Linked DNA regions of Mus musculus: region 1 is linked to region 2. A link is a loop called in an ENCODE intact Hi-C map of the cell type or tissue named here. Cell type or tissue: heart. All regions are shown on one strand. Links, peaks and the distances in the headings refer to the core of each region. The heading gives the core; the rest is flanking DNA.

Region 1 (9,887 bases), core at 2,211-7,210, 94 kb after region 2:
TCTGGATGCCAGCTGGCATCTGGTGAGGGTCCTCATACGATGTCATCCCCTGGCAGAAGACAGAAGGGAGACTGGGTAGATGGGGGGAGAGGGAGAGAGAGAAAGTGGGCTTGCACTCTCCAGCCCTTCCATAGTTGGAACTAAACTTTTTATGGGCTTACAGCCCTCTGACCTCAACAGCCCCCAGCAGGCCCCGCCTCCCAACACCGTTGCCTTGGGGAGTAAATTCCCAACATACCTCTTTCGGGGACATATTCAAAGTTTAACTTTTACCCATACCACCATGTGGCCTGGGTCCCTTTCCAGGACTGGCCCTAGTTTTTCTCTATGACATCAGGCTAGCACTGATGCATCCTGTGGAACTGAGCATGAAGTACTGCCTGCCAACTGGAGATTAAGTACTGCCTGCCAACTGGAGATTAAGTACTGCCAGCCGTGCTGGCACACAGGGAGACAGAGGCAGGTGGACTCTGTGAGTTTGAGGCCAGCCTGGTTTAGGTTCCGAGTCAGTCAGGGTTACCATGTAGTTTAAAAAAAAAAAAAAAAAAAAAAGCAGCCTGGCATGGTGGTGCGCGCCTTTAATCCCAGCACTCAGGAGGCAGAGGCAGGTGGATTTTGAATTCAAGGCCAGCCTGGTCTACAGAGTGAGTTCCAGGACAGCCAGAGCTACACAGAAAAAAAAAAAAAAAAAAAAAAAGGCAGAAAAAGATTAAATTCTTAGCTTCCTTTATTTCATTTTCCATTGATACTGGAACAAATTAACACAAGCTTGCTTGGTGGTTTAATACAGTACATCTGGGCCAGAGAGACAGCTCAGTGCTTAAAATATTGCTCATGCCGAGCAGCTGGGTGTGATTCCCTGAACCCAGTGTCAAGCAGTTCACACCGCCTGTAATAAGGTCGTCCAGGTACCCTCAGAGGCTTCCCCCACACATCTCCACAGAGGCAGACGTATGCACGTAACTTAACAACAACAGAGGAGCCGTAGAGATTCTTTAGCATGTTATGTAGGTCAGTAGGCCAGTGAGGCTACAGTGAAGAAGGTGTTAGCATGGCTGTTGATTCTGTCTGTCGCTGTCTTCTCCTGCTGTTGGAAGGTCCAGAGGTCCTTGGCCCTCGAGCCTTCTTTCATCTCTAAGAGTAGCATGATGGTGTCTCTGGCTTGCCCTTTCCTTCCTTACACTTTACAAAATTGACTTATTTATTGGTGAGTGTTTAGGTCAGCGGAAAGCCTGTGGGAATGGTTCTCTCCTCCCACCATGTGCGTTCTGCGGCTCGTCAGACTTGGGGATAGCGAGTTTAGTTCATAGAGCGCTTATGGAGCAAGCGTGAAGCCCTGGGTTCTGTCCTGAGCACTGAATGGAACAGCCTGTGATGGTGCCTGTCCGGAATCCCAGCACTCAGAAGGGAAGCCGAACCCTTTCACCGGACCCCTCCCCCCTTTCCTCTTTTGACACAGGGTCTCATTATGCTGTATCCTGTCTGGCCTGGAACTCACTGTAGACCAGGCTGGTCTCAAACTTGAAATAGCTGCCGTGCCTCTGCCTTTCTGGTCACAGGCTCACTGCCAGGCGGCTTCAGATGCATCTTTCATTCTTTTGTTTTTATTTTTAAGGGCCCTTGTAATTAAGTCTGGCCTATTCAGGACATTTTTTTTTTTTTCCCGAGACAGGGTTTCTCTGTGTAGCCCTGGCTGTCCTGGAACTCACTCTGTAGACCAGGCTAACCTCAAACTCAGAAATTTGCCTGCCTCTGCCTCCCAAGTGCTGGGATTAAAGGCGTGCACCACCACTGCCCAGCCAGGACAATCTTTCTTCCTTTTCTTTCTTTTTTTTAAAAATTTATTATTATAAATAATTACACTGTAGTTGTCTTCAGACACACCAGAAGAGGGCGTCAGATCTCATTACAGATGGTTGTGAGACACCATGTGGTTGCTGGGATTTGAACTCAGAACCTCTGGAAGAGCAGGCAGTGCTCTTAACCACTGAGCTATCTCTCCAGCCCTTCCTTTTCTTTCTTTAAAAAAAAAAAATTACACTGAAGACAGAATCAGATTAATCCCTGTGAGTTCAAGGCCAGGCAGGGCTACATAGTGAGTTCCAGATTAGCCAAGGCTATGTAGAGAGACCTGCCCCCCCCAAAAAAAAGACTCTTAGCCTTCTTTCTTTCTTTCTTTCTTTCTTTCTTTTTTTTTTGGGGGGGGGGTTGTGTGTGTGGTGGAGCATGTGGAGATCAGAAAAGAACATTTAAAAGTTCGTTCCCCCTTCTTCCACCATGTAGGCCCTAGAAATCAAACTGAGGTTTTGAGGCTTGGTCACGAGCACCCTTACACAGAGTCTTCGCTCATAACGGTCTTCTTTTATTTTAGGGCTTGAATTTGCTACACAGCTGAGGAGAAACATTTTGAGCTCCTGATCCCCCTGCCTCCACCTTCTGAGTGCTGATGCCCCATCACATGCTGTTCAATCCAGTGCCCAGGGCTTCTCGGGGCTCTGTAAGCGCTCCACGAACTAGAGTACATGCCTAACCTGGGATAATCTCTCTGTTAAAGTCGGCTGAGCAGGCATGCGGCTCACATCTACAGACCCAGCTCTTTGGGAGGGCAAGGAAGGCGAGCTGCTTGAACCCAGGAGTTCAATCAATTATAATTTCTGGTAATTCCCTTTTCCCACATAACAAAATGGTCCCAGACGTTAAAACGTGGAGCTCTTGATCTAGTGGTGCATGCGTGTGAGTGTAAGATTATGTGAATGTGTGTGTGTGTGTGTGTGTGTGTGTGTGTATGTATGTGTGTGTGAGTGTGTGTATGTGTGTGACTTGGGATTAAACAGAAGGACTGACATACAGGGAATCTCACCGAGCTCCTCCGAGCTGTCCTCCTGGCCCAGAATATGGTCATCTTTAGGGAAGCATGACCCAGTCCTTCCCATTCTCCCCTCCCTTTTGGCTTGCCTGACATACTCCCCAGCCCCAGCATCCCTCCCTCCTATCCACACACCGCTTTCCACATCTGCTATCTGGAAGGCAAGCATCCCGATTTCCTCCTCCTATCACTGTCCTCTTCTTTGCCTCACTCCTCTTAGCACTCATCCACCCGGAAGGGGATCAGCCTGTGCCTGGAACCTCGAATTTCTTGAATCCTGACTCCTCAGCTTCCCTAACCACGAACAGACACTCAGAGAATTTACTCACAAAACGGCGCAATGAGAAGTTTCCCTCGGTTTGTCTCATCAGCTTTAGGACCTGTCCTTCAATAACTGTTTCTGATCCTGTTCTAAACCATCCACCTCAGAAACCACTTAGCAGGTCAGCAAACTCGTGCAAGTTCAGGCTGTGTCTGTCTCTGTTTTTCTCTGTGCTTTCCGACCCTGAATCTTTCTCGCATCCTTCATCACTCTCCTAGCCTAGGGTAAACTCTTCAAAACTCCCCTAGGTTTGTAAAACGCCTGCAAAGCCCAATTCATTCTTGAAGAGTCAGTGCGGGCGCCTCCCGGGTCCTCGTCCTTCCGTCAAGGAAACCCATCCAAGGATGGTCAGAGATTTCTCAAGAATTCTTTCTTCCGGCCTTTGTTGGCCCAGTGCTTCTAGCCTAAAGTTTTTATTCCAACACGAACAGCTGGCGTCCTCGTGTGTATCCACCCTTGTTACCCTTCGGTGATAGCCCTCAGCCGCCCGGAGGCTAAGCCTCTAGAATCTTGGAATCCAGCTCTTAGCCTTTACAGAAAGAAGAACCTGGGCGGTGCCGCGGTGGGCGGGGATGTGTGGGTGGGGGTTCGAGAGGAGCGGTCCGGGATTGGCTTCTGGCTCTGGGGGCGTGGCTTAGGCCCAAGGTCTGCACTGTAAGTTCCCAGGCCCTCCCTGGTCCTCTATCCTAGCCGCACAGCTCTGCAGCTTTGCCCGCGCTCCTCAAGGTGAGTTGGGACTGGGGTTTTACAGGCCTCCCGCAGCTCCCTGGAGAGTGCTAGCCAGGCGGTGTTCTGTTTTGGCTCAGATCAGGTCCATTATCTGGGGTCTGGATCCCCGCCCCCTACCCATGACCTCCCGCAGCGCTCAAGGCGCTGTGCTGTCAGTCTTGCAGCTCCGGGTTGTACTTCTATGCTGGCCAGAGACCTGGGACTAGGGAACATCCTCTCTTCGGCCCGTGTCCCTGCCTGGGCTGGAGGCCGTATTTTTAGCGGATGGTGAGGTGTCCTCCTATCTTTAGCTTTAGTGTTACTGAAATGGATCTGGGCCGCGCTGGGTAGCGCTTGACTGGGGATCTGGAGGGGTCGGCACAGGAACACAAGCCAGGGCTGAGCAGCCGGACTCCGGGGAGGGCGGGGGCCTGCACGTCCGAAGTCTGGCTGTGAGCCAAGCAGACATTGAGACTTCGCCCAGGCCAAGAAGCTCAGGCAAGGCAAGGCCCCTCCCAGATATCGGAGTCCCAGACAAGGTCCCCGATAATTGCAATTCTACCCTCACGGTGGTCCGATTGTGCAACCCAGAGAAAAAGGGCCTATGGGCGATCCACCTCGGGCACTGGAGCACGCAGTTCCTCGGTGGGCGTCTCCCTGGAGCGGGTATGCTCGGTGGGACCCTAGAACCCCGGGTTATAGCAGGGACGCGCGCGCCACCTAGCGACATTGTACTACAGAGAGATCGCTGCAGAAGCACCAGATTCTGAGCCAGCCCTGCCAGGGCTGGCAGGAGGGGACCTAGAAGGGTTTGGTTTTTGTTCTTGATGCAACCTCTACCTGGAAGAGCCGAAGTGCTTGAGAAAAGCCCTGAAGATATGTGCTGAATGTCCTTTGACGGTTACTGTGGATCCGTCTATTGTGCAGAGGCCTCTTGTTTCAAGTATAGCAGTGGGTCAGCTTATTTTAAAGACAGGGAAGGTGAGTTCAGTCCCAGAGAGAAAAGGTTCATTGCTCAAGGTCACAGAGGCCCAGGTGGAACTAGATTTCAAACCCTTCCCCTTGGGCTGCTGGCAAGACGGCTCAGCGGAAGTCTTTTGCTGAGCAAGCTTGGAGGTGAGCTCCTTTCCCGAAACACTCAGAGATGGACTCCACAAAGTATTCTGACTTCCACACACATTCCGCACACTACGTACACACTCGCGAACGCACTCACACACACACACACTCACATTAAAATACACTCAACAGTAACAATAAATAAAACTTTCTAGTTTTTTCTTTTTTTATTTTTAGAGGCAGTTTTTTTGTTTTTTGTTTTTTTAGTTTTTAGAAGTAAACAGATCTCTAAGTTCAGTTGGCCTGGTCTACGGAGTGAGTTCCAGGACCACCATAAACCTTCTCAGTGAGCCTTTAGAAAAGGGGCAGACCTAGAGCTGGGCCTGGTGGCACACTTTCTTGTTTTTTTTGGGGGGGGGGAGGGAGGGGTTGAGATTTGAATGTTTGACAGGGTCTCACTGTCCTGAACTCACTATGCAAACCAAGATGGACTCAATCTCCCAGAGATCTGCCTGCCTCTGCCTCCCAAAAGCACTTATCACCTGCCTGGCCAGCCCGTACGCTTTTAATCCCAGCACTTGGGAAGGGGAAGAAGGCAGATCTCTGTGAATTTGAGGCCAGCCTGGTCTACACAGTGAGACCCTGTATTTAAAAAAAAAGTGGTGTGCAGCGGGGAGTCCATTAATTTTGAAGTGTCTGTGTAGGGAGGGGAATTTTCATGAACATCCAGAGTGAACAGGGGCTAACTATTCTCCATGACCAGAGGTGATCTGCCTCTAGAAAGTCATTTTCTCTGAGGGAGGCCCAAGATTGCTGACCAGGGCAAGCCATAGAACTGGGATGGCTTTCATCTGTGCCTCCCATTAGCGGAGGAAGCTCCTCCTGGCAGCCTGGTCCTAGTCAGAGCTCTTTATAGAGCTGCACACTTGCAAGCTGGGGAAGTGGGAGCCAAGAGATAAGACTATATAGGGGAAGCCTGAAGACGTGATAGCTTCTCTCATGCTCCCCACCCCTATCACCGTGGGTATGGCCCCTTGCCTCGGAGACACGTGGACCAGCCTCGGTACCAGTGCCTTCTCTTGCTAGTCCGATGACCTTTGTAAAGTTCCTTAATATGTCTGAGGTTCCAGTTCCACTCCATCAGCTAACTGAGACACTAGTGGCACCCGCCACAACGTGCCTTATAAACATGTAAGGAATTCCATGGCAGGCTGGAGCCCCTCGTCCTGTGGTGGCCGGATCTTCTATTTAGAGTTGCTGGTTGTTGTTCCCAGTTTTCTCCTGGGTGGTTGATATGGGCCCCACCCTTCCCGTTAGCCTCTGTGCTCCTCACATCTGGATTTGGGTGGGAACATCTGGCTCAGAATGAGACAGCTGTCAGGGACGCCCAGTTTGCTGTGGAAACATCCAAGCTGTCTTGGTGATCTAGTGTGATGGAGTGAGGGTAGGGAAGGACCTGGCCCAGGCTCTCAGCAAATCTCCCGTCATCACAACTCTCCCCCAGTGGAAAGGAAGTCACCCAGTGCTCCACAGCAGCTGAGAGAGCAGATTAGATATTGTCAGCAGGCCTTGCATTTGGTGTGGTGGTTACACGATTCTAAGACTTTGAGTGTGTCTTCATCAGACAGCTTCCCTAGACTTCGGTAGAACACACCTTTCCCGTTGGCTGCAGGTGCTCTGGGGTTAGAGCTGTCCAGCTTCCATGGCTCAGCATGACTGACCTGGGATGTCTGGCCTTGGGGCGGGGTTTCCTGAGCGAGGTCCTGTGCTGGGATGGGGACAGTTAGGACTCTGGCCTGCCCTGCACCCTGCCGCCTCCTCCCTGCTCTTCCTGGCCATCCCTAGCCTGGGCAGAGGAAATGGTGGATACCTCTTCTGCTCGGGTGTGGAGGAGGAGGAGGGGCTCCTCTGGCTTCACTCCTGGCCCCGCCCCTAGCTGCTACGTGAGCTTGGACCAGTTTCTTTGCCTTTTGTACAGGATTCTGCGTGCACTTAAAGGAGCTAAAGGGGCCAGTCAAGCCCTCCCTACACCAACCCCCTACCAAGGAACAGGAGGGTGTACCTGCTCCACTTCCTTCTTGTTAAAGCAGTATGACACCCATTCACAGTGTATTTTTTTTCCACCTTAAAAATAGCTTTTCTTTTCGTGACTACATAAACAATACTTGCTTATTAAGAAACTGGTGACTGGGGTGTAGATCTGGTTTTTGGTTTTGGATTTGGATTTATCTTGATTTGTGTTTTTAGACAGCATCTCAAAAAAGAAAACTGCATTTATATAAAACACTGAACAAGTGCACACTGTAGCAGCGCATGCCCTGAATCCGACATACAGAGACTGTTAGTGTCACACACCCTGAATCCGACATACAGAGGCGGTTAGTGTCACACACCCTGAATCTGACATACAGAGACTGTTAGTGTCACACACCCTGAATCCGACATACAGAGGAGAGCCAGGGTTACACAGAGAAACCCTGTCAAAACAAAACAAAACAAAGGTTCTTATCCAGGCTGGCATATATGGAGGTGGATGGCAGGTGCAGCTTTTAATCCATGGCACCATCTCGGAGCTGGTTAAAATCACTTGTTGAGTGTTTGGGAACTTGGGTTCCCAGCAATTACATGATGGCTGGCAACCATTTGTAACTCAAATTCAAGGGCATGAATATCTTCTTCTGACCCGTGGGCACCAGCTATGCATTCAGTGCACTCACATGCTTGCAGGCAAAACACTCATACACATAAATCTAAAAAAAAAAAAAAAAGTTAGTGACCCTTTGACCGTGTTTCCACATTTTGCTTGTAGCCTCTGCTCCTCGTCTGTCTCATTCTGCTTCTCCAGCGAGGCATGGACTCTGCCAGGAGCGACATGGAAGCCCAGAGAGTTTGCATGTTCAAATGGGGATCATAGGAGGGTTGTGATAACATGTGTTCACAAAACTTTCAGAATGCCAACCACCCGAAAATATCTGTACACCCTGGTCCATCTCTCTCAGAGCTAGGACTGGGAGGCTGGTCAGACAGATTCCATCAGACCCAGCCTCGCTGCTAAGGACCAGACCTGAGGGATGAGAAACGGAAAACCTCCAACTGGGAAGTGATGGGTCCAGTGTGAGGCACTGACCATTCACTGGGATGGACACCATCCAGCTCTGGTCCAGGCCTGGGCAGGAGAGGCCAGGCAGTTTCCAAACTCTCCACCCTCAGTTGAGTAGGGAATTAAGAGCAATGGTGAGATTCCCGTACATTGAGGCACTTCCCATGTGTCAGAATGTATCTGATGGAGGTCAGGGTTGAGAGTGAATACCTGGGCAGGAGCAGAACCAGGGACCAGGGACCAGCGATAGGAGTTTGTAGGATCTACCATTCAGCTTCTGGGCCGCAGTTTCCCTTCAAAAGAGACTTGAGGAGGAGTATAGTAGTGGCTTACATTTTAATTGCAGCATTTGAGAGGCTAAGGCAGGTGGATCTTTTTGTGTTCCAGATCACAGTGAGCTCTAAGTCAACTAGGGCTGCATAGTGAAAGTCTGTTTAAAAAAACCCAACAGAACAAAGCCAAGCCGGACTGGGGGGCCTGGCATCATTCCATAAGACAGCATGGACGTGTAAGGACACATAACTTTTATTAGGTGTCCTCCAAAGAGAGCCCTGATACAGGCAGAGTAGAAATGAAGACATTATCAGAGATGCCTTTTTTTTTTCCTTCCTGAGACAGTGCTTCTTTGTGTAGCCCTGAATGTCTTGGAAGTCTCTCTGTAGACCAGGCTGGCCTCAAACTCACAGAGATCTGCCTGGCTCTGCCTCCTGAGTGCTGGGATTAAAAGCTTACACCACCACTGCCTGGCTTTTTTTTTTTTTTTTTTTTTTTCAAGATAGAGTCATACTACGTAGACCAGGCTGACCTCAAAATCAAAGGTCTACCTGCCTCTGCCTTCCTAGTGCTAGGATTAACAGTGTAACCCACCAAGCCCCACAGGGGACTTGATTTTTTTCTCTTTTTAGCCAGGGTTTCTCTGTGTAGCCCTGGCTGTCCTGGAACTCACTTTGTAGACCAGGCTGGCTTCGAACTTAGAAATCCGCCTGCCTCTGCCTCCCGAGTGCTGGGATTAAAGGCGTGCGCCACCACCGCCCGGTTGGGACTTGACTTTTTAAAGTTATTTTTATTATTATTGTGCGTTTGTGAGTGTGGGCACATGTCGCAGCCTGCATGAGGAGGTCCGAGAAGGACTCCTGGGCCGCAGTTCTCTCCTACTGTGGTTCTGCAGCTCAGACTCTGGTCTCCAGGCTTTACCAGCAGGTGCTCTCACCCACCGAGCCGTCTCACCTGCCCCTGCCCCACTCACTGAGTTCTCCATCCCTTCATCCTTCTATACCTGTGGCTTCACAGCCAGAAGTTGGTATGTAGTCAAGGATGGCCTGGTACTCTTATCTCCTTGCCTCTACCTTGCGAGTGCTGAGAATACTGGCTTGTGCCACCGTGCATGCATTTATGTAATGCTGGGGCTAAGCTTGGGCTTCGTGCACATTAGGCAATCACTGTAACTGAGGTTACACCCCAGCTCTTCTTGTTGTGTATTGTTTTGAGGCAGGGTCTCATGTAGCCTAGGCTAGCCTTGAAGTCCTGATCTTCCTGTCTGTGCCTCCTGAGTGCGGGGATTATTGGTATCACCTCACTTCAACTTGCTTTGTCTGTTGTGTTCCTGATTTATGGGTTCCTTCATTTCAGCTTCTCAACTCTGGACTAAGAATCTTGGAACAAGAGCAAACCCCACTGCTGTTGAGGAGACCTCACCTTTCTGCCTCCAGCTCTCCAAAGGGACTTGCATCCATCTAGAAGAGAGGAGGGTGTATTCACCACCCTGTCTTTGTTGGCCTTTAATCTAACTTTACCTGACACCTTGGGCCAACTTTGATCACATCTCACCCTCT
Region 2 (9,887 bases), core at 1,949-6,948:
CAAAGCAAACTCCAAAAGTAAATTTGTTAATGGGGAGGGAAAGGCTGCTTAGAGGGGGTGACATTTAAACTGGACACTCATAGGAAGATGGGCCTGTGATTCTTGCACTTTGGAGGTGGCTCTAGGAGTGGTTCCCAAGGGGCAGAGGGCAGAAAGCTGAGAAGCTGGGACCTTAGAAGCCAAGATGAGGACTGCAAGGTGTTTCTTTCTGCCACTCCCTCCTCCCCTCCCTTCCCCCTTTCTCTCCCTTCTTCCCTTCCCTACCCTCTCTCCGAACTCCCTCCCTCCCTCCCTTTCTTCCTCTTTTGTTTTGAGACAAGACTCACACTTGCCTAAAACTCACTATGTAGCCCAGGCCAGCCTTAAATTTACATCAATCCTTCTGCTGCAGCTTCCCAAGTGCTGAGATTACAGGTGTGTTTGTGTGTATGGCTGTGTGTGTGTGTGTGTATGGCTGTGTGTGTGTGTATGGCTATGTGTGTGTGTATGGCTGTGTGTGTGTATGACTATGTGTGTTTGTGTGTTTGTGTGTGTGTATGGGTGTGTGTGTATGACTGTGTGTGTTTGTGTGGCTCTGTGTGTGTGTATGACTGTGTGTGGTTGTGTGTGTGTCTATGACTGTGTGTGGTTGTGTGGTTGTGTGTGTGTATGGCTCTGTGTGTGTGTGTATGGTTGTATGTGTGTGTATGGCTGTGTGTGTTTGTGTGGCTGTGTGTGTGTCTATGACTGTGTGTGGTTGTGTGGTTGTGTGTGTGTATGGCTCTGTGTGTGTATATGGTTGTATGTGTGTGTATGGCTGTGTGTGTGTGTGTATGACTGTGTGTGTTTGTGTGGCTGTGTGTGTGTGTGTGTGTCTGTGTGTAGATCAGACAGTAACTTTCAGGACTAGTTTCTCTCCCCCCACTGTTGGCTCCAGATCTCAAACACAACAGCAATTTACTCAATGCGTCACCTCAGTGGTCCCTCGTGAATTTCTTATGATATCCTCTAGAAAAAGAAAACCTAAATATAAACAGACATATATGTGTGTGTATCAGATATTCATATATGTATGAATATAGTATACAAATGTTGACCTCTGATTTTGTCCCTAACACACAGCTCCTAAAATACACACAATTTTCTGTGTGATAGAATTTGTCTCTCAAAGAAGTCCTTGGATTATTCACAAGGCAAGCATGTGGGATTCACACTAATGAGGTTACAGGGCCGGGGCTGCTCGTTTTAGAAAAGCCCATCTTGGGACTTGAGAGATGACTTAGTAGTTAAAGTGCACTTGCCCAGAAATTGAGAAGACCAGTGTTTAAATTCTCAGTGATCAGGCATGGTGATCGGGCATGGTAGCTTGCCTACGATTCCAGTTTCGGAAGGCAGAGATGGGATCCCCAAAGCAAACTGCCTAAGGAGACTAGCCAGCCGTTTGGTGAGCACTGGGTTTGACTGCCACCCTGCCTCAGCAGGGAAGCTGGATTTAGAGTGATTCTTGATGTCAACCTCTGGTCCCCACATGTCCACAGTGAGCTGAACCCTCCCACATCAACCATTAATCAAGACAAGATCCCACGGACTTGTCCACAGGACAGTCTTTTTTAAAATATTTTTATTTATTTTTCTCCCATACAGCGCATCCCGACTGCAGTTTCCCCTCCCTGCTCTCCCTCCAGCCTCCCCAGGCCCTGCAGGAGCGTCTCACCGTCTCACCGAGTGTTTTCTTAGTTAAGATTCTCTCTTCCCAGTTGTCTAGGTTTGTATCAACTTGACAGAAACAGTCTGTTTAAGACAGAGAGTTGTCACTTGGCCATCCTGCTTGTGGATGACAGCTGAGAGTAAAAGAGTCACCTGTGAAGGAACCTTTAACCTGTGTGTTCTACACTAACTCTGAAAGCTAAGGATGAAACAGGGGGACCTCTGGCAGGGGTGTGGTTCTGCTAGCTGAAGATAGTTTACCTTTGGAATTCTGGGGACTCTTAAGAGAGCTATATAAAGGCCAGAGCGCCAAGAGAGGGGGAGGCTGCTGCTCCCCCTGCTGCTGGGGTTTGAAGTGGTCATAAGCAAACACACAAGAAGAAACTGGTTATCAAGGAACTTGCCACTCTCAGTCAGCAGTCAGCAGGAAGTAGCCTAACAATATCAATGCCCCTTGCCCCTCTCGCTTTCTTTCTCTCTTACCTAGTGTTGGGGGGCAGATGGGATTGGGGTGCAGAGGGTGGTAGGTAAAAGAACCGACCAATAAAATAGCCAATTCAACCCAGCCTCATCTCATTAGCCCACTCAGGGGCTAGAGTTGCATTTGATATATCCCCATTTCCCAAGAACCCCTCCCCCATCTGCCAGTAAGTTCCTGTGGCTTTAACAGCTTTAGTGAGGTCTAAACAGATTACATATTTAAAATGAGTATCTTTTTTTTTTTTTTTTTTGTTTGTTTGTTTTTTGAGACAGGGTTTCTCTGTATAGCCCTGGCTGTCTTGGAGCTCACTTTGTAGACCAGGCTGGCCTCTCGAACTCAGAAATCCACCTGCCTCTGGCTCCAGAGTGCTGGGATTAAAGGCGTGCGCCACCACGCCCGGCTTCAAAATGAGTATCTTGTTTCAATATGTCATATATCCATGAAACCTTTATAGTCAGAAGAATAAAGAGGTCACCACTACCACCACCCACCACCCCCTGCCAAAAAAAAAAAGTTTTCTCAAGGTCCTTGGCAATCCCTTCCTCTCACCCTTTTCATCCCAGTACTTCCCTCACCATGAAACACTACAGTAGTGTGAATTCCCTAGAACTTCCCCTTGCTTCCTCATGGGTGTTTGAATGAGAATGGCCCCCATAAGCCTATATGTTTGAATACTTGGTCCCCAGTTGGTGGGATTGTGTGGGAAGGATTAGGAGCTGTGACCTTGTTGGAGGAAGAGTGTCAAAAGTCCATTGCATTCTCAGCCACTGCTCCTGTCCCCTCCCTGCCTGCTGCTGTGCTGTCACCATGACGGCCATGAGCTCACCCTCTGAAACCATAGCCCCCATAATGGCTTCTTTTGTTTCTTTGTTTGTTTTTTCCAAGATAGGGTTTCTCTGAATAGCCCTGGCTGTCCTGGAACTCACTCTGTAGACCAGGCCAGCCTCGAACTCAGAAATCTGCCTGCCTCTGCCTCCCAAGTGCTGGGATTAAAGGCGTGTGCCACCACTGCCTGGCCCATAATGGCTTCTTGTCTAAGTTGGCTTGGCCATGGTATCTAAGCATGCAACAGAAAAGCAACTAAGACATCTGCCCCTTCTTCTCTCCTTCCTATTCTTCCTGCTGGGGCTCGAACCCAGAGCCTCGTCTATATTAGGTTTTTGTTTGTTTGTTTTTAAGACAGGATCCTGAAGTTTCAAACTTGTTATGTAGCTGAAGATGACTTGAATTCCTGATGCCCTGCCTCTACCTCCCAGGCGCCGGAGCAAAAGAGCACACCACCATGCAGTTTAAGCTGTGCTCGGCATTGGATGGAGGGTTTGAATGGTAGTTTGAATATGCTTGGCCCAGGAAGGTGTACTATTAGGAGGTGTGGCCTTGATGGAGTCAGGGTGTAGGCGGGGCTTTCAGAGTGTAGGCGGGGCTTTGAGATCTAGTGCTCAAACTCTGCTCAGTGTGGAAGAGTCTCTTCCTGGCTGGCTTTAGATCAAGATGTAGAACTATGGGCTCCTCTAGCACCAAATCAGCCATATGCTGCCATGCTTCCCACCATGATTATAACGGACTGAACCACTGAACCTGTAAGCCAGCACCAATTAAAGGTTTGTCTTTATAAGCGTTGCCTCGGGCGGCTGGAGAGATGACTCAGCTGTTAAGAGCACTGACTGCTCTTCCAGTGGTCCTGAGTTCAATTCCCAGCAACCACATGGTGGTTCACAACCATCTGTGATGGGCTCTGATATGTTCTTCTGGTGTTTCTGAAGTCAGCTACAGTGTATTCATATACATAAAATAAATAAATCTTTTAAAAATTAAAAAAAAAAAGTTGCCTTGGTCATGGTGTCTCTTTATAGCAATAAAACCCTAAGACAGAGAGCTTTGTGTGTGCTAGACAAGCGCTTTACTCCACTGAGCTACATTCCAAGCTCCATTTATTTACAAATTTGTTTGATATTTATGGTTGTTTGCACATGTGTGCACCATTTCGGGCAATGCTCACAGAGGCCGGAAGAGGGCGCCAGAATCCCTGGAACTGGAGCTACAAGTACTCACGTGGGTTCTGGGAACTTGAACCACACGCAATCTTGCTGCTCTTGCAGAACCATGAATCCAAGATGAGTTTATGCTACACAAGCAAGGCTGCATCTCAAAAACTAAGGAGACTTGCTATTTTCCATTTTTGTGCTCTGCTTATTACAATTGTTGGAGCAATATAGACACAATGTTATTCCCGCAGTTCACCATCAGGTTCATCCTTAATGTCGCTGCTCTGAGGGTTTACAGATACAGTGCACACAATACATGCCCTGTATCTACCACGACTGTAGCTTCCTGGCCTTGAAAACATCCTGTGATCCATCCAGTCAGCCCTTACTCCTCATCTTCTGCTAACCAGTTATCTCTTCATTTTGTCTTTTTTCTTCCTATCTTTTCCAGAAAGTCTAAGGTTCAGAATCATTCAAGACACCACTTTCTCAAGATGGTCTTTAAGAAGGCTCAGTGGGTAAAAGTGCTTGATGCCAAACTCGGCAACCCGAGTTCGATTCCTGGAACACACATGGTAGAAAGAGAGAACAGAAACATGGACACTAACGTGACTTATACATGCCCCTTGTTTCAAAAAAAAAAGAAAAGAAAAGAAAAAAAAGTGAATCGGTCTGGAGGGCATTGCCTGAGGACCAGTTTGTTTCTGCAGCTTAAAAGTAGACTCCATATTCCACCTTTCATGCTGAGGCTGGCACTACCCTCAATGATCATCTCGTCAAGTTCATTTCCTGGTGTGACAATGAATATGGGGACAGAACCAAGGTGGTGGCACTTAGGGTCCACATGGCTTCCAAAGAGTAAGGGCCTCTGGGCCACCAGGTCAAGCGGGATCAGGAGAGGAAGAGAGGGATTTCTTTGTTGGGGGTGTCCTTGCCCCTACTCAGCACCCCAACACACAGAACATCCCCTCCTTATAGTACTGCACCATAGGTCAGCAACAATGTTCAGGTCCCTCCAAAAGGGACACCTGCCACCTTTTTGACTTGAGCCATCCTTTTCTGTCCCTGGATTTTAAATATTTATTTATTTATTTATTTATTTTGGTTTTTCAAGACAGGGTTTCTCTGTGTAGCCCCCTTTGCAGTCCTGGAACTCTCTCTGTAGACCAGGCTGGCTTCAAATTCACAGAGATCAGTCTGTCTCTGCCTCCAGAGTACTGCCATTAAAGGCCTGTGCCACCACTGTCCTGCTACAACATTCTTTGATCGGGCTGCCCATGTCTCTTGACCCCTTCAGCCCACCCTTATTTAACCTCCTTTGCTTGTACAATTCTGAGCCACCTCCAATAGAATGACATCTAAACTAGCAGGGCTTAGTGGTAAATTCTGTAATCACAGCAGTTGAGAGGTGGCGGCAGGAGGATCCGGAGCTGAAGGCCAGTCTCAGCTACATACAGTTCAAAGTCGGCCTAGGCTACGTGAGACCTTATGTCAGGGAGGGAAGAGCTGGCGAAATAGCTTGGCAGTTCTAGAGGGCTTGCTGCTCCTCTAGAGGTGCTGGGTTCAGTTCGCAGCCTTCACATCAGGCAGCTCTTTGATTGCCTGTAACTCCAGCTTGTGAGGGTCTGAAACCCTCTTCTGCCCTCTTGTGCTTACTTGCATGCATGTGCACACATAAATAAAACAACAAAAATCTGAACCCCTGAATCTGCCTAACCCTGCCACTCTCCCCTCTTTTCTCCCCGGAGTAAGCAACACCCGCTACACCTCATGTCCTCTACCTGCCTAGGCTTTCTTCAGGCACCACCCTACCTCTCCCCCGCCCCCGGCCACGCGCATCTCCCCACCCTTGCCAAAGTTCCTGCCTTTACTGACACCTGCATTAGATGAGGCTTCAGTCGGGGAAAGTGTGTGGACCAACCCTTCCTCTCCATTAACCATGAAGGCAGAGGCGTCTTCATCAGCTCATGCCCAGCTGAGCATAACGCCCAGGTGCGAAAGTTAGACGCAGTCAGCTCTTAACTTTTGGAGTGTCGAGGTGCCTAGAATCCCAAGAAAAGCACCATCTATTCAATGAATGCTTGTCCATCTTATGTAGCTTGATCGGCCATGCTGTGACCTCTATAACTGTGAAGAGCCTTGGGACCGCTCCAATCCCTCTGCATCCTTGATGCTCCAAACTCTTGTAGTGCGCCCAGGGGGATCTGCAGGTCCTGTGTGAGCCTGCCCTGGTGTTCCGGGCCTCTGCTGCCCTCTCCCGGGTCAGGTAACCCCCACAAGGGAGCTGATCCCAGGTGCGCAGACCAATTACTTGAAAGAGAAGGCCAGAATGCTACACAAAGATTGGCTAAGGCCATTGTCCCTCTTTTTTTTCTGCACGGTTGGGGAAATCGAGGCACGGATTTACCTAAGGCCATGCAGGGTGTGCGCAAAGACCGCTAGGGCGGAGTGCTAGCTCTGCAGGCCTGCGCCCTAAGGTGAGGGGGTGGGGAGCTGGCTCAGCCCTACAGCGGGTCTGCGGCAGGGACCGGCCGGGGTGGGGCTACCGTTTGTCTAGCGTCCGGCAGAAGTCAGCTCTCATCCAGCCAGGGGCAGCTCCAGCAAGCAGTTGCAGCCACCAGAGGTAATCCCTGCTTCGCCGAGCGCCGGCTGGGCTGGAAGACAGCTGCAACCCAGAGGCACGCGGGGGCGCAGGAGGCGGGTGGAGGACTGTGTTGGCGGCGTCACTGAGCCGGATCGTCCCCAGTACCTTCCCGGAGGGCGACATAGGGTGGGGCCGGCGGCTCTGCAACTCGAGCTGCGGCCCTAGTTAAAAATACCCCTTGCCCTACCCTCTCTCTGGCCGGCGGTGCCCTTCTGTCCCAGTCCAACCCTTCTCACCCGGACCGGCGACCGGCTCCTCCCGGGAGACAACTCTGCCATTTACCAATTTGTCCTCTCGCAGAGCTGGCTTAGAGTCTGCAGAGGAAGGGGGCGGGGGGAGGGGACTGAAAGACACCCTAAGTAAGAGATAGTAAAAAAGTGTTGCGGGGGAGATAAGGGAGAGCCTAGAGGGAGCGGGGTAAGAGCCTCGGGCGTAGGTGGAGGACCAGGGAGGGAGGGACCAGGGCCGAGGGGCGGTGGAGGAGGGCGGGGAGGAGGGCAGGGAGGAGGGCAGGGAGGAGCGCTCTTCCTGGTTGGGCCCTGCCCTGAGCTGCCACCAAGGAAGCCAGCCCCAGGGACCGCAGCAATCTCCCAAACTCCCCTTCCCCAGGTAAGAAGTTGGGTGTCCAGACTACGACTGTTTGACCCAGGCCACTGCTTCTGGGGTTAGGGGGCTGTCGCTGATCAGCCCCTGCTTCAGGTCTTCTGTGTGTTTGCCTGAGGGTTAAGGGTCCGGAAGCAGCTCAACCCAGGCGCTCAGCTCAACCTGTCCGCTGTAGCTGGGCCAGTGTCCAGTGCTCTGATGTTCAGCTTGTGGAAAGGCATCAGTGCGTGGAGTTTTCAGTTCCTAAGCCGAGGAAAGGGGCAAATGAACTAGATGCTTGGCAGCTTTGTGGAGGGGAAGTTACAGGCAGGCAAATGGTGTCAGGGATCGTACCTGGAGTACCTCTGCTCTGCTGCTGTGGCTGGCCTCCACCCTATCCTACCTGCCTGGATGGCTGATACCAAACTGTCACCTCTGGGCGGTAAGAATAGGGAAAAGAGAGGTGGTGACCAGGATACCTAGAAACTGGACACCCCTTTCCAGATTCTGAGAGCCTAACAACAAGGTGGCTGAGAGTCCCAGGCACTGTAAAGGGAGCAGTGACCCATGTTTGGGGAGGAATGAGTCCAGGAGAATGTCGGCAGGCAGTTGTGTTTTATCCCTGGGAAGGCCTGCATCTCTACCAGGCCCATGTGTTCCCCAGGATGACAGAGGAGTTAATCACCCCTGTGTACTGCACCGGGGTGTCAGCCCAAGTACAGAAGAAGCGGGACAAGGAGCTGGGCTTGGGCCGCCATGAAAACGCCATCAAGTACCTGGGCCAGGATTATGAAACGCTTCGGGCAAGATGCCTGCAGAGTGGGGTCCTCTTCCAAGACGAGGCCTTCCCTCCGGTTTCTCATAGCCTGGGCTTCAAGGAACTGGGTCCTCATTCCTCTAAAACCTATGGCATCAAATGGAAGCGGCCTACGGTAAGAGGGCCACTCTGGGTGGAACTTGGTTCTGATGGTGGTGGGCAATGGGACTGGGCCCCCCCATTATTCGTGGTGTCTGGGTACCAGTTTCTAGGAGGGACTGGCCCAGGAACATGACCGTGGGTCTTGTAGGAACTGATGTCAAACCCCCAGTTCATCGTGGATGGAGCCACCCGGACAGACATCTGCCAGGGAGCACTGGGTAGGCCCCCAGGGGTGGGGTTCTGGGCGTTTGCCCCATTGTAGTTCTCCGTTCCCGTTCCATTGGGCACTGCCCCAACTCCTCCCTCCTGCAGGTCCAGACAGGTTTTGACTATCAGCATAGGTGCTGGTTCGCCCAGATTCCTGGGTCTTTTCTGTAAGCGGAGGGGAGATGAAGGGTACCCCACCCAGGGAATCCCTGGTGGCCCCCGGCATCCCACATACACAGCACCTCCCTCCCCTGGGCAGATCCGGAAAGCAAGCCTGATGAGGGTCTTTCCTATTCCAGGGGACTGTTGGCTCCTGGCTGCCATTGCCTCCCTCACCCTCAACGAGACTATTCTGCACCGAGTGGTTCCCTACGGCCAGAGCTTTCAGGATGGCTACGCTGGCATCTTTCATTTCCAGGTGAAGGTCCCTGCACCCTCCCTGGGCCAGAGGAATAGCTGACTTTAGGGAGATGGGAAAGGATGGCCCACAGCACTGTGAAGCTGAGATGGCCGGGGCCATGCCCTTCGAGGGCAGCCCTCCCTCTGGAAGGTATTTGGCCTCTCTGTGCCACCTCTGGTCAGTCATGTGTGAATGGTCAAGCAGGTATTTTCAGCTTGCAGCTCTCCTAGGTAAGGTTGTGCTTAGCAGAGAAAGTGTGGAAGAAGTGCTTTGGCTTTTTGCCCCAGCCTCAGTTTCCCCATCTTCACCTGTCAGTTCACCCTTTTCCCAGTTTCCCAGACTTGGCAAACCTGACAGAGTGTAGAGGAAAAGACAGACATGGCGTTTAAACACCATTCCCTGATGTTTCTGACAGGGCCCACGTTTCAAGTTACATTAGTGAATTCTCCAGGAGCTAGTGTTGAGAGTCACACCCCAAAAGTCTTGGTTGAGGCCTTTTCTACCATGATGATCCCAGTCATGCCTGAAGGGGGTCTCTGTGTTCCTTCCTTCTGCCTAATTTGGTCCCACTACCTCACTCTGCCCACGCCAGAAGAAATGGCAGCTATTATTCTATGCTGAGTGCCCCAACCAAGACAGCTCTGTCACCCTTTTCCCTACCCCCTTTCCTCAAATCTCCAATCTACTCCTCTTCCAGCTTCTATTTGGCACAGTCAGTGCCGCTTCCCAAATCCTTCAGTGATCCTCTTACCTCATCATTCTGGGCTTCTCCCTGCAACAATTTTTGGTGTTTTCCGAAGCTTCTGTCCCTAGGCAGCCTAGGCCTGCATCCCTGGAGCAAATCTGGTGCATTTGGAACCAGCCTGCCCATCTGTGGTTGAGGGTCTGGGCACAACATTGTCTTTCCACATCTCCCACTTACTTCTATACTCAGGCTTAAAATAAGGAAGCAAGGGGCTGTGAAGCTGAGATGGCCGGGGCTA

Evidence for each region. A loop is a pair of places that touch in the nucleus more often than their neighbours do. Peaks named below come from ENCODE experiments on the same cell type or tissue, not always from the same donor. Only the 100,000 strongest peaks of a DNase experiment are listed, where the experiment ranks them.
Region 1: a loop joins it to region 2, with 4 times the contacts of the local background. A loop is called at or near these places in 17 of 42 quality-filtered maps.

Annotation. Positions count from the first base shown.
Region 1 is chr19:5,918,791-5,928,677 of GRCm38, reverse strand. Cdc42ep2 (CDC42 effector protein (Rho GTPase binding) 2) reads left to right here and starts at 3,862. Exons shown (of 2, transcript NM_026772.2): 1 at 3,862-3,914; 2 at 9,685-9,887. In heart, for the core only: a CTCF peak has its summit at 4,606; DNase peaks (open chromatin) are centred at 3,787, 4,557, 6,317, 6,717 and 1 weaker place; H3K4me3 peaks cover 3,765 bases; H3K27ac peaks cover 3,020 bases.
Region 2 is chr19:6,012,624-6,022,510 of GRCm38, reverse strand. Gm10814 (predicted gene 10814) reads right to left here. Exons shown (of 5, transcript NR_045783.1): 1 at 9,827-9,887; 2 at 8,155-8,282; 3 at 6,699-7,642; 4 at 6,028-6,194; 5 at 4,052-4,713. Capn1 (calpain 1) reads left to right here and starts at 7,264. Exons shown (of 22, transcript NM_007600.3): 1 at 7,264-7,405; 2 at 8,043-8,310; 3 at 8,446-8,515; 4 at 8,804-8,922. The coding sequence starts at 8,044. In heart, for the core only: CTCF peaks have their summits at 2,040 (motif pointing left), 4,169 (motif pointing right), 5,791 (motif pointing left) and 6,608; DNase peaks (open chromatin) are centred at 4,200 and 6,820; H3K4me3 peaks cover 1,348 bases; H3K27ac peaks cover 758 bases; H3K27me3 peaks cover 664 bases.